Linked DNA regions of Mus musculus: region 2 is linked to region 1. The links are chromatin loops, found by intact Hi-C in ENCODE. Cell type or tissue: left cerebral cortex. All regions are shown on one strand.

What was found. A loop is a pair of places that touch in the nucleus more often than their neighbours do. Peaks named below come from ENCODE experiments on the same cell type or tissue, not always from the same donor. Only the 100,000 strongest peaks of a DNase experiment are listed, where the experiment ranks them.
Region 2: a loop joins it to region 1, with 8 times the contacts of the local background. A loop is called at or near these places in 5 of 42 quality-filtered maps.

Annotation. Positions count from the first base shown.
Region 1 is chr3:137,511,434-137,513,933 of GRCm38, forward strand. No RefSeq gene overlaps it. Among named protein-coding and RNA genes, the nearest start is that of Gm4861, 40 kb to the right of the region's middle. In left cerebral cortex, no CTCF peak of the experiment used is centred here; DNase peaks (open chromatin) are centred at 1,115 and 1,763; H3K27ac peaks cover 2,006 bases.
Region 2 is chr3:137,562,258-137,564,757 of GRCm38, forward strand. No RefSeq gene overlaps it. Among named protein-coding and RNA genes, the nearest start is that of Gm4861, 11 kb to the left of the region's middle. In left cerebral cortex, no CTCF peak of the experiment used is centred here; DNase peaks (open chromatin) are centred at 1,550 and 2,223; H3K27ac peaks cover 2,100 bases.

The sequences.
Region 1 (2,500 bases):
CCCATATCTCAGCAAAATCTACCCATGATCCCATGAGCCAGGATGAGTCAGGCTAACAGAGTAAATGAATATAACCTTTTGACCTCTGCTCTCAGGAACAAAGCCAAACCACAGGAAAGTCTCACACTTTTCCCCCCAACAGAACCAAAATGTAAAAAAGTGTTGAAATCTAGTGTGGTCTGCTTATTTTGCTAGCTAAAAGTGAAGTTTTTAAAAAGAGGGGAAGTAACTATTAATATCACTATCAATTTCCCAGAACAACAACTCTGGAAAATCCATTCCGGCTAAGGAATTTTCAATAATATCTGCTACCATTCACCCTGTGATTACCATGACAGTCACTTAGGGTATATAATCTACATCATTATCTACAACAATTCCATGAAGTAGGAATTGTGTTCAACTTTTATGAATAAAGTCCAGTCATTTAACCCCCAAAATATTTAGCTACTAAATGGCAGAGTGGATATTCAAAAGCCATCTTGTCAGACACTAAAACCCAGGTTCCTCACCCCATTTATGACACTACCCTTCATAATAATAGGTCCTAAACACAAAGAAACAAACAATTGAATAAAAATCTATTGAGGAAAACACGTGAAAAGCTTGTCAGAAAAAGAGCTATACATTCCTGAAAGGTGCTACATGGAATCTACATGCTCTGAGTTCTGCCTTGATGCATGTGTCCAAGAATGTATAGGCAAATGGTCCCCGTGTACCATTTCTTAACATGTATTTTTCTCATCCTGAAGAATTCCCTTACTTCTTTGTCTTACTTTCACATAGGAAGCTGTGAATTCCCTTGTCTAGACCCTAGGATCTCCTTTCTTGAATAGCTCTAACTTCCTTCCTGCCAGTCTCCTAATACCATTGGCAAAGCTGTTTTCCATATCTGCCACTTTCACAGTATATCTTAATGTGAGTTCCCTGTGCTTTCCCATGGATCTACTAATTGCCTAACTGTGGGTACTTCCCTTGAGGAGCCCAGCCTGCTCTACCTGTCTGTTCCCTCTCCTACTATAACCAGCTGCTTTACTTATTACCTATTACAGAGGCTATTCTACACCCTCCATCCTAGACAATCTGGCTCCTTAATGTTCCTCCTGATCTCAAAGCTGCATACTGTCTATTCCAAGTCATATTTGTAGAACTGGCTGCCAAGGAAGAAATGCGAGGTTGGCACAGCCTTTTGGACAGAGCTACCTGTCTGTTCACCCTAGGAAACCCCCTTTCACCAAATTATTGCATTCACCAATTAGAATGAAGCTGAGAGACCATGCCTGATGGATTTGCTATGCAAGCTTTTATCTGGGCAGACAAGTGAGTCTGTATTCTAGGAAGAATAGCATCAAATGTAGGGTAGAAGCCGGTGTTCACTTCATTCAACAGTTTTCTTCCCTGTTTTCAAGTCTATATTTCAAAATGAAAGAACTCTGAGGACTAGAAGATGGTGTGCTCTCACTGAGCAGTATTCTTTTCTATTTTTAGCCATTCCTTAACCAGGCTGCAGAGGATTTGTTAACTTGGGATACATACGTGAACATCCAGGGAAGCAACCTTAGTGGCACTCTAACAGTTCACAAAGGATAATGTCACCATGTGTGTTAAGACACAACATCTCTCAGGTTCTTTTTTCTGGGCTGTATCAGCTGTAAGGCGAGAACTGCCAGTGTCTTTTATTTGTCGCTCAGTAGAAAGTATTTGCCTGAAAAGGAAGACAGCACACATGAGAGCCAAGAGGAGGAGGGAGCCCTGCCAACGTCACATGCACTGTTGGATTCAGCCGTGCCTGTGGACAAAATCATTGCTTGGACTTTCGAGTGATGCAGCCCAATAAATCCATATGCTTTTGTAGCTTAAGCGAGGGTGGTTGAAATATTTATATCACTTGCAGTTCCCTGAACTCTAAATAATAAACACTGTGTAGTTCAGAGTCAAGATGGCTGTGTGAGGCATTTTTCAAAATAGGAAACAGATGGTTCTCTCAAATTGGATAATTTGGGAGCATAGTTTAAATTAGGTTCTGTTTATGAAGGTGTGGGCAGAGTGAACTGGAACCACAGGGCTGGAGAAGGGCTATAACAACCAATAACACTCAAGGGCAGGGGACAGTTACCTGAACACAGAACGAGAGAGTCATGAAGAAACAGTAACCCTGGAGGAAAAAAAAGAAAAACCAAAAAAACCATGCTTGATCTAGCCAAGGTGATGGCTGGTTTACAGTGAGCACATAGGGGAAGTGGAGAACTACATCTCCTGCCTCCTTCTAGTAATCCCCTGCTTAGATGCCCACTGGCCACTCAACTGAAGCTCAAAGATGCCTCCGACGCGACTCACACAAGTCTGTTTCCTCAGGCAGAGAGATCCAGAGTGATAGGGTGAAAGTCGGCCTACAGTTCAAGACAAGGATACTCAGTATGGTCTTTCCCTTCACCCTTGTCCTTTGTCCCTCCTCCAGGTAAAGGGTGCATGTTCTCATCTCAAGAGAGATAAACATAAA
Region 2 (2,500 bases), 51 kb after region 1:
CTCCCAGCTCAGACTCTGAATGCATCTGTCCTCTCCTCTTGCTGCATTTCTAATCCTGAAGTGGAAATTTGGCTTAATGAGCCCCAAAGGGCAGCCTCTGCCAAGCTTACTAAATTCTAAGGAGATAATTAACCAGATAGGAAAAAAAGTTTTAATCTTGCAAACATAAAAAAGATTGATATTGTATTATGTGCAACTAAAATTGCACAAGCAAAGCATCCCCCCACCAGCATTCAATAAAATAAATTAAAGGTTAGCCCCAAACTTAGAAATGAGTACCTGTGCTGGTCAGGGTTCTGGATCAGTTCTTGAGTATTTTTAATGACTGAAAGAGTACATACAAAGATGCCCATGCATGCATGCATTTAGTCAGTAAATCTGTATTCTGACATACATATTTACTGACCAGCCACCAGCTGGTTCTGGCCCACCAGAAATAATTAGTTTGTAAGGTCCACCGGAAGTTGTGATTTGAATATTTGATATGATAAAGGATCATAACAACACATAGGTATATCTATAATTTAGGGTCAAAACATAGCAGATTGTCATTCTTTCTTTTTCTTAGTTTTTTTTTTTCCCTGACTCACAACTTCAAGAGGGTCACCAACCAGACATGCGCACTTTCTTCTTGCTTCTTTTCCTTTTTGTGTACTTTCTCACTCACTCATCTGTAAGATTTGCTACATAGAATCCTTCTTCATAAAGTAGTTTGCTGCATCTTCAGAGCTGAGACACTTTGCAGAAGAAAGAGGGTTTGATTAAAGTGAGGGAAGCCAATGCTTTGCAGCAAAAGACCATCAAAGAAAACCAGTCAGTGTTTCGTCCCCTATAACATTTCTCAGAGCACTGGGGCATACGGACTTCAAGACAGTGTGTTAAAGGAGATGTTCAACCTTTGCACATTACACCATAAACCCCACAAAACTCTCTCAGAAAAAGCGGTTCCCCTTAATTTATACAAATGTTTAAACCATTGCTTAAGTCACCCAATATATTTTACAATCTTACTGAACGTGTTCTTTTGATTTGACATGTGAGGTTTTTCTGTACGTACATGTACGCGTGTGCCTTTGAAGGTCAGAAGGGGACACTGGATCCCCTGGAACTGGTACTATAGGTTGTGTTGTACCTGGTTGAACTGAATCCAGGTCCTTCCTCCTCAAGAGCAACAAGAACTCTTGACTGCTCTCGGCCATCTCTCCAGCTCCTGTCCTAAATGCTTATTTTGTCTTTATTTTCCCTCCTCCTTCACTGGTTCTCTTGGTGAAGAGTACACAAGAGTAACCTAGGGTTAGAAATTTCCCTTCTTCTCATCTTTCTTGATTCCTACTTGATTTCTCCAGGGTATTGGTGGATCCTCTTGCTGGCCCCTGAGCAGACCCCTGCTGATCATTGCCAGTGTAGCAGCGCAGATCAGTGACCAGCTGCCCTCCAGGATGGGAACTTCAGATGGGGAAGTGAAACATCGGAACATCTGGAATTTTCCTAGACGATAATTTCAACTGAATGAAGCATTTGAATGATTAGAAGCGAAGTTTCTGTGTTCCATCTGAGAGTCTTTTTATAATCTGTGTCACGCAGCTGCAGGCAGAATCTTCATGAGAGACAGCAGCTTCGGTTTAGCTTCAGCCAAGAGGGAGATGTGAATTAACCATGATTTGAATCAGTAGCATCAATTCAGTTGTTCTGGGGTCTTGCATCATACTGGGATGGAAACAGAACTGGGGAGCAAGGACAAATGAAACAAAGGTCACCCCTTGAACCATGTTTATCCTGTTCCTCTATTCCTTAACACTGACTCTGTCTCTCTCTAACTCTATCTTGCACATATGTACACACACACACACACACACACACACACACACACACACACACACATTTCTAGAGATGTAATTTGTCAAATATCAAGAACAGCTTATGATGTTATTAAACTTAGTGAAAACTTTCCACCACACGATTTACTAAACTAATTTTGAGCTGCTCAAGGAAAGCAGGTCTTGCTTTAGAATGTGTTAACATGAACTATATTTACAGCTTTATTTTATTCACACCAAAAAAAAGCAACTCTAATGATAATGAGTATCCATACCAAGAAGCTCTTCTAAGACGACCAAGTATCCAGTTCTAGAAGTCTGCTGGACTCCTGTGCTCACAGCCTGAAATCTGAACCCCTGAGTCTCATATCTGCATGCTGACCTGCGTCAGTGTTACGTGATATAGGGAGCCAGGTGCAGTCGCAGGGAAATGAACTGCCAACGCTGGGGAAATCAGATTGCAAATTAGAGCTAAGATTTAGAAAGCCCAGAAGGAAAGCACAGTGAAGAGTAAGCCAGGCACAGCAAGTGAGGCAGATGGCTGTGATGCTGAAGAGGGGGTCTGCAGAATGGGGCAAATGTCATGTGGGCAGCAGCTCTTGCCATCCAATCTCCTTGGCAACAAGAAGCTCTAGAGTCCCTTGTCTAAAACTTCTGGAACAAGAAGGGTTGGGAGTAAAGAG